Regions from separate parts of the Mus musculus genome. Here region 2 is linked to region 1. The links are chromatin contacts, found by POLR2A ChIA-PET in ENCODE. All regions are on one chromosome and are shown on one strand. The core of a region is the stretch at or near the end of the contact, and the rest is flanking DNA. Distances in the headings are between cores, read along the strand shown.

Region 1 (4,430 bases), core at 865-3,364:
CTTTGATTACAGCTCCCATGGCAGGGTGCCACTGGCACATAGCAAAGCCCCCTAATTGACTGGAGACATGTCCCTTTGGCCCATGCTGGTCACTTACCTTCAGCTTGGGAACTTCCAGAATCCGCACATCATCTGTGACCGTCCCCACAACCACGGCAGTCTTGTTCTCGCGGCCAGGAAGCTTCATCTTTCGGATCTGATGGGGGCAAGCATGTTAAGTCTTTCTGTGCCAAGCTGTCACCGGGAAGACCAAACAGCCAAGACCTCCACTGGCTGAGGCCGACCTCCCCCCAGTGACAGGGCCCCAAGAGCTTGCCAGCTATGACTGATTGTTGAAATCTTTCTTTCCAACCCCAGAAGTGACCCAGGTCAGAGAAATCCCCAGGTAGAAAAAGACCAAAGCACAGAGGCCCGCATCCTCTGCTGGCCTTACCCCACCGCCCCCAAACATGTGAAGCGCCCTCTGGCTGACTACTAACCATGCGGGACAGGGACAGAGGTGGCCGGTTGGTTCGGCTCATGAACAACCTCTTCAGCACAACCTGATTGAAGGTGGAGTTGGTCCGTCTGGCCAGAAACCTGTACAGCTGCAAGGGAAAGGAAAAGATTGAGCATGGGACTGCCTGCGCCACCCCCAAGCCAGGACCCTTCCACAGCTCTCCCATCCCGCTCAACTCCTGGTGATGTGGGGGGTTGGGGCACTGTGTCCAGGCTCCCCCCTCTCCCCACCCCACTCACTTTGGGAGCTGTAAGATGGCGTAGCACCCCGGGCTTACCTTGACAAGCAGCCGCAGGTAGATGTCCTGGCTCTTGGGCTCCTTGCGCCGAACCTTTCGGTCCTTGTTGTGGCGAATGTCAACACCCTGAGGGAGGTGAACCACCATAGAGCCAATTGTCAGAACCACTGCCCTATATCTTTGATGATATCTATACCTGTTCGTACCTGTAACTTTTAGGCTACTTAGTCGACAATTCAAACCTCAAAGGATTCAAACTAGAGGAAGAAGACATGTCCCACCCCTGACAAGTTCACTTAACACACACAAGTGATGTTTTTGTCTCGGCTTGGGACCATTCCTCCCAGAGTCCAGAAACTCATTGAAACACTGTCTCGGTGTAAAAACTGAGCTGCACAAGACAAGCGGCTGCTGGCTCAGAGTCCCTTAGAGCTCAGCTCTTGCTTAGCATGTGAAGGCCCTGGTTCTGGGCCCAGTATGGATGAGAGTTCAGATCCCTGTAAAGATGTTAGCTTTTATTTATGTTCTCAAAACTAGCTCCCAATCTGAAAAACAGTCAAAAAGAAGCCAACAGTACATTCTAGACGTGGAGACGTGTTTGTGACAAAGCCTTACACTACGTCCTTCAAATCAACCCTAGAAAGACCAAGTGCTCGGGTTAATTTTATCCCCCACTCGTTTTCCAAGCTGTTAGCATCCTGAAGTAGTTACTGATACTAACAGCGGTTTCATTGCACCTTCAAGGCTCTTCATAAACGTCTTCCCAACATACAAGGCAGGGACAGGATTACTACACACCAAACACACTAGGAGCAGTGTTCCGGGAAGGACTGACGTACGCTTGTCCCCAAACCCGGCAACGTGTAGTGGCTCCGCTCATCGTAGCACTCAACTTCCCAATGGCAAGTTAAGAAACAGGGACACTGGGAGCAGCGGTCCCGCTTGGAAACGCAGCACTCGAAAGATTGGTGCGAGGGAGCGGCCGTGGGCTCGAGGCCGGACTGGACTCACTGGGAGCTGCAATCAGCCTGGCTCATGGAGCCAAACTTTGTAAGGAAGACGACGAGCCTCGGGAGGCTCCCGGGACCGGCCACCGGCTCCGGCAAGTTCTGATCGAAGGCCCTAGCCTGTCCCGCAGTTCCCCTTGGCACCGCCTGCACCCCTCCGTCGCGCTACGAGCGGGACTTGCTGAGGATGGCAGCGGATGGGCCACTCGGGGAGACCGCTCAGCGAGCTTACCATGATGGCGCCTCCTGCTCGGCCAGGTCCGGAAAGACGGAACCGCGCCGGAGTGGGCGGGGAAAGAGCGGCCTGCGAGACGCACTCGTGACGCAATGCGGGACACTCTATCCGGAACTGGCGTCTCTGTGGTGCACGGGTGACGTCACATGAGCGCGACGCGGAGCTCTACCACAATTTGGGTTTCTCGATGGTATGTGGGAGGACCGAGTAAACCGAGGCTTCCAGAACCAAAGAGAAGTCAGCCTGAGGAAAGGGCTGGGACCCGGAGCCTCTCTGGCCTTTCCCCGTCCCTGCTCTAACACTCTCCAGGGGTAAAGGGACCGGAGAATCAGAGACATGATCGGAGCTTGCTGGACGAGTCGCGTGGTGACTCTCTGGCCGCACGCCGACCGCTTCTCGGTGGCTCGCGGAGGACCCGGTGGGCTGTGTGTCGGAGGTGAGGCTTATCCCGCCCTGAAGAAAAAGCTCATCTCACACTTCCTTAAATTCTCGGCTGCCTTTTCCTTATGCTCAACTTACTAAACAGAACTGAAGTTCAGGAAATCCTACTAGATCTCTCACCCGAGACTTTCTTGCTGCTATTCAACCCATAATACCTTATTATTATTATTATTTAATATTTTGTGTTGAGCTTTTCCCCCTGCCCTTAAAGATGACCTCTTCTCGGATCTCTCCTTTGTTTTCGTCCTTAGGGACAGCCCTTTTTTTTTTCCCCCTTCCTAAACCAGACTGGTTGAACTGGCCCAACATTTTCGATGTACATATTGATGTGCAGAGAAGGCACGCAGAACTCCCGGTTTGGAAAGCGGGTAGATAACAAGCTCCAGAGAGACTGAAATAGAGACCATGACGGTGGTTGGAGGTGTGGAGGCCCGAGGGTGAGAAGGAAAAATGGTGAGGGAACCCCGGGCAGAAGGAGAGACAAAGATACAAAACTGAACAGTTGGCACCTCACCATTTAGTAAGCTAGTTCTAGTGCCAGCTCTGTCCCCCACTCACCCCCCCCCCCGCCCCTTAAGTCAAGGTTTCACAAAGTTGCCCCAGCTGGCTTTGACTCACTCTTCCTGCTTCAGCCTCCGAAGTAGCTGGGATCACCGTCTTTCAACACTTGGCCTGGCTCTGCCATTTAAAGTTGTGATCTTGGGTAAGTGATTTTCTGTTTTGCTTTTTTTTCCTTGTTTGGAAAAAGAGAGTGATGAAAAAGACTCCCTTTTAGGGTGTCTTCCCTGAAAGTGTCTTCACTCTTTTGGTATGGAGTACCTGAACTTGGGTAGTACAAGACAGGCCAGCTGGATGAGAGAAGCAGGCTCTGGGATACTGAGCCTGCAATGTGCCCTCCTCTTCAGAACCCCAACCTGGCCCTGCACAGGGAGTTAGCAAGACTCTTTACGAAAACCGCCTATACATACATGGCCTCCAGTTTGGGGCTCAAGCCCTGCTGTGACAGCAGAGGCCTGGGTGCCCACTGGACACCTAAATCCAAGGGGCAATGGAACCAGGTAAGGCTCTAGCTACAGAATAGGTTCTCAACCTGTGGGTCTGGGCCCTTTCACAGGGTCGTATATCAGCTATCCTGTATACCACATATTTACAGTTTGTAACAGTAGCAAAATTACAGTTATAGCAATGAAATGTTTGGGGATCACCACAACATAAGGAACTATATTAAAGGGTCCCAGCATCGTGAATGTTGAGAAGCACTGGTCTGAAGTCTGTGGTTGTCATACCAGGGGTGATAATGTCTGTCAGGGCCCTTCTGCCGCTGGCCCCAGACTTCCCCTGGGGGCAGGGTGAGCAGTCCTTTTCTCTCAGCTGGGCTTCTGAGGGCTCCGCAGGGCGAGGTCACTCAGTTTGGGTGAGTTAGCGTTTCCCCTTTCCTGTTCCCGTTTCAGCCTCTTTGGTCAGGGTTTTCGCGGCGCTCTGGCTGTATCCCGGGTTCTGCATCTCCCTGAGCTCCACCTCTTGGCATGTTATCTGGGGCGAATGCTGCTGTGGATGCGATGCAAGGGGTATTTGGCAATAAGCAGACTCCCTCCTCCTCTTATTTTTTGCCTAAGAAGTTTTGTCCCTGCCTTAACAGAGTGTAGGTTAGTGTGAGCACGCTTTGTCCAGCGTGTGAGAGGTACATTTAGACCAGCGTGTGAGAGGTACATTTAGACACCAGTGTTTGTGCGCACACACCCATACACCCGATTGTGTCTCCTGCCGCCCTTTCCTTGCCTGTCTCTGTCCACCTCTTTTTTTCCTGGCCCTCAGTTCCTTCCCAGCTCTGGGTTTCCAATGCTTTCCCTTACCTATGCTGCTTTCTGGGGCTGTCTTGTCACATGGTGGTTTCCTGGGATGTTAATCTCATTCTTCCTCCAGGAAGGCTGTCGTCCAAATCAGTTTGTAAGTCCATGAGCCTCCCGAGCCTGGTTCATTCCAGAATGGTCTCCACCTGTGTCGATCATT
Region 2 (4,430 bases), core at 1,193-3,692, 180 kb before region 1:
AGAGGGCTGGAGAGGAGGCACAGTGGTTAAGAACACTGACTGCTCTTCTGAAGGTCCTGAGTTCAAATCCCAGTAACCTCACAGTGGCTCACAACCATCTGTAATGAGATCTGATGCCCTCTTCTGGGATGTCTGAAGACAGCTACAGTGTACTTACATATGATAAATAAATAAATCTTGAGGCCAGAGCGAGTGGGCCAGAGAGAGAAGAAAAAGTATCTGAACACAGCTACAGTATACTTACATATAATAAATAAATAAATCTTTAAAAAAAAAGAAAAAATGATTTGGTCGGGCTGAAGAGATGGCTCGGTGGTTAAGAGCACTAACTGTTCTTCCAGAGGTCCTGAATTCAATTCCCAGCAACCACATGGTGGCTCACAACCATCTATAATGGGTTCCAGTGCCCTCTTCTGGTGTGTTTGAAGAGAGCAGTGGTGGTGTACTCATATGCATACAATAAATAAATAAATAAATCTTAAAAACTGATTTGGTCAATTATACAGACCCAGCATAGCACGGGGAAGAGAAGTCTACAGGATGCAGAGGCTTGGCACCTGCTCTGTGGCAGCCGCACATCCACAGAACATGTGCTCTGTGGCAGCCGCTCTTCCTTTGCAGAACATCATCCTCCAAAGAAGGGACGGGGTGGATGGAATTAAAACTTCAGTTTTTCAAAAGAGGAAACTGAGGTTCAGTGAAGCCATTTCTGAGGGTCATGATGGGCTCATCTGACTCCAGAGAGAATCTAATTTATCGCGTGTTTACATATATGTGTGTTTTGATTGCATGTATGTGCACCACATATGTGCCAGCAATGGTCAGAAGGCGGCACTGGCTGATCCCCTGGAACTAGAGCTATGGGTGGTTGTGAGTTATCATGTGGGTACTAGAAGCAGATCCTGGGTCCTCTGCAAGAGTAACAAATGCTTCTAACTGGTAAGCCATCTTCTCAGGCTGACTAGAGGAATTTTTTTAAATTATTTTTATTTATATCAGTACATTGTTGCTGACTTCAGACACACCAGAAGAAGGCATCGGATCCCATTACAGATGGTTGTGAGCCATCATGTGGTTGCTGAGAATTGAACTCAGGTCCTCTGGAAGAGCAGTCAGTGCTCTTAACCACTGAGCCATCTCTCCAGCCACTAGGGGGAGTTTTTGATGAGATTGTTTGTGCTTGTACGTATGCATGTGGGCATAAAATCTAGCACGGGACTTGGTAGACACAGCAGGTGTTCAGTAAATCACTATTATACTAATGATCATCTGACAGTGATGGAGGGCTGAGAGCTCAAGCTATGGAATAGATCAGGGGTGAAGTAAGGGGCGCACTCTAGAGTCAAGCAAGCATGGGCCACTCACTGTAGCTTTGGATGGGTCACTGCCTTTAAACCTGTAAAATGGGATAATGGTGGCCTCTCACAGGGTTGTTCTGATGGCTCTATACATTACAAACACTTAGCACGGTGCCACGGAATAAAGAGCTCAAGGTGTGATAATAATTATCATTATGGCTTTGCAGATACAAATTTATTATGTACTAGAAAGGAATTATGAGGATGATAGTTACATCTATTTCAAGGGAAAAACTTATGTCCCAGTGTGCCTGTTCAAGGCCCCAGAAGAAGCCCAAGTCCAGAGATCTTTAGGCATCTCATCTTGGAGTTCTTTCTAGCCCCTGCATTCCAACTTTCTCGAACCCACTAGGAACGCCAAAGGGACCAGAAACTACACTCCCAGGAGGGCGCTAGCGCAGACCTCAAAAGCAGGTATAGTGGTGCAGTCGCGAGGTCGGCTGGAAACTGTAGTCTCTAGGTCCTTAGACCACTGATGGGCGGTACCTGTATCAGGAGGCGGAGCAGCTGCTCCTTGGAGAATGGAATGAAGCGCTCGCGGTACTGCTGGGCCCAGTCGCAGGGCTCCTTGGGGTTCCACATCTTGCGGTACACCCCCATCCTGTTCTCCAGGGACGACAGAGCTCGGGGAGTCCCGAGGAGAGCAGGCACCAGGGACCATAGTCGGACCTTGGACCCCCAGGTCACATGCAACATGGCCTGCCCCCTTTCCCAGAGCCTAAACATAAGCAAATGAAGGGGGATGTCAAAGGTCAGTTGGAGGTAGTACCTCCACACACCCCTCCCTTCGGGGACAGTTCCTGGCCAGTCTCCCTCCCTCTAATCCCTTTCCGGTTCCTTCTACACTGCACATTTAGGTTGGCTCCGGAATAGGGTCAGAGGTCGTAGTTTGGAGTATCTTGCAGGCCCAGGGACCCTGAAGCGGTACAAATGGTCTCTGAGAAGCTTAAACAATGAGGTGGAGCTCAGGAGTGTTGAAAAACTAGGAAAAGTTAATAGCGGGTGCTGGGCCGTCCTTCCTGGGCCATGCAATCCCCCACCCTGCCCTCACCTTAACCAACGCGCGACTGTCATTGAGCCTTCTGCGCATGTGCAGTAAGAGGTCCTAGGCCCAGAGGATTGGCTTCAGCAAGCAGTAAGGCGCATGCGCACAGCCTGAGCCGCTTGAAACCATTTAATAGCCTTTATCTCAACTGCGCATGCCTCATCGCTAGTCCTTTTTTTTTTTTTTTTTTTTTTTTTTTTTTAAAGGTAATGCGCACGCGCTGAAGACGTGTGGTCCGCTATTTGGAGCTGGGTCGGGCCCTCGCGCGCGCCCGGCCAACGGCGACCCGCCCAACGTCCGCCGAGACCACGCCCTTTCCATAGTCAGTTCGGATAGGCGGAAAGGAAAGGGGCGGGACTTGGCTGCAGCCAATCATCTGTAGAGGACAGAAAAGGCGGGAAAAAGAGGAACCAAAAAGAGGCTAGAGGTGGCTCCCGGGACCAGGAGAGGAAGCCAGGCAGGCAGAAGAGGAACGCAGGTCCTCGGCCCTCGGAGAAGAGGTGGTTCTCTTCAGCCAGCGTCCCCTTGGGGTCTCAGCACTTCCGCCCCCAGGTCCTTAGAAGGGAAGCCCCTAGTCTAAGGAGGTTGCCATGACTCTCATACCGAGTGGCAGCTGGTTTCTGAGGCTTCAGTCTTAAGACAATATGTCATCCTGAAACAGAGCTGAAGCCTAAGCAAGCCTGGTGTTACGGAAAATGACCCAAGTTAGGGAACACCTCAAATATTGCTGGGCTCTACGTGGTCTTCTATACCTAGGGTAGCTGCATTCCCTCAAGGACCAGTCTACAGTCCCCCTATTGACCCCACTCTGAGGGCCCAGCAGACCTGCCACCCCTTATCACCCTCATCCTGTATTCCCAAAATCTAGGGCCCTCAGAACCCTCTGGCCCCTTATCAGCACCTGAAACCTCCAATAGCCCATCAGCCTACATTTCCAACTTCTGGAACCCCGAAGCAGCCTTCCAGCCGTGCTCCCATTTCCAGAACCTCCCACATACCCTATCATGTCTCATCTCCAGCACCTAAGACCACCCAGCAGTTTCTCACCCCATATTCCTGACAACTGAAAACGGGAGCAGCCAGCCCCTTCAGCCCACCCCCTCTGTTCCTAGGGCTCCTAACAGCCCCTCAGCCTATCCATCCCCACAAAGGAAGGGCCAGTACTCCCCACTCCCAGCACTTTTACTCTGACATTCCCATTCCTCTTTTCTTGCAGTAGCTGAGCCTTGAGGTGGGTCTGAGGCACACAGGAAGTGGTGCCCAGAAAGCAGCACCCAACACCCCTGCCCCTACCTCCCGGGACACCCAAAGAAGAGCAGCCACTATGCACCTCCCTGAAAGCCTCCACGACCTGGCAGACAATGAGACTGTGCGCTTTCTGAGGAGACCAAAGAGCATCTCAAGGATCTTCGGAGGGGTGAGACCCCAGGGGTCAGGACACAGGCGACATCCAGGAAGAGGGCAAGGGGTCAGTGTGGTCAGAGAGGGAGAGAAGCAGACAGGAGCCCAAAACTGAAGCCACCTTTTACTGAGTATCTGGTCACTAGCCACTGTCAGCATCAACCGAGTCATCACAAGAAAGAGCCCCTCAAACCTGGGGCTCCTCAAAGGGCCTCTCAAATCTGTCACACCAGCACATAAAAGACTGAGGTAGGAGGATTGACATAGGTTTGAGGCCAGCCTGGGTTACAGTGTAAGAAAATGGAAAAAGTGAAAAAGAACCCTTTCAAAGGCGAAGAAAAGTAAAGCCACCCCCCCAAAAAACCCCATAATTTTGATAAATGGCATCAGTGTTTGAAGACTGCTTGTCCAGTGGAGTAGCCACAAGCCACGGGTGCTACTCCAATTCCAACTCATCAAATGGGATTCAAATGGGCTGCTCTGCAATCATGGTGGCCATATTTCAGGGGCTTAGTTGCCAAAGGTGCCTTATGAGTCTCCAGTTGGACAGCATAGATTCAGGCCACTTCACCATGCCAGGAAGTTCCATGGGACAGCATCCATTAAGGTTAACACAAAAGGGGGGA

The links. ChIA-PET counts read pairs that join two places held with the same protein, here RNA polymerase II (POLR2A).
Region 2: POLR2A ChIA-PET joins it to region 1 with 16 read pairs in Patski. The contact joins the promoter of Tmem143 here to the promoter of Sphk2 in region 1. POLR2A ChIA-PET finds 5 or more read pairs at or near these places in 4 of 5 experiments (Patski and embryonic stem cell).

The regions. Positions count from the first base shown.
Region 1 is chr7:45,715,686-45,720,115 of GRCm38, reverse strand. Sphk2 (sphingosine kinase 2) reads left to right here and starts at 2,114. Exons shown (of 7, transcript NM_203280.3): 1 at 2,114-2,415; 2 at 3,053-3,123. Rpl18 (ribosomal protein L18) reads right to left here and starts at 2,045. Exons shown (of 6, transcript NM_009077.2): 1 at 1,977-2,045; 2 at 777-863; 3 at 480-587; 4 at 98-196. The coding sequence starts at 1,979.
Region 2 is chr7:45,895,081-45,899,510 of GRCm38, reverse strand. Tmem143 (transmembrane protein 143) reads right to left here and starts at 2,442. Exons shown (of 8, transcript NM_144801.2): 1 at 2,410-2,442; 2 at 1,845-2,076. The coding sequence starts at 2,432. Syngr4 (synaptogyrin 4) reads left to right here and starts at 2,800. Exons shown (of 5, transcript NM_021482.2): 1 at 2,800-2,903; 2 at 3,620-3,820. The coding sequence starts at 3,728.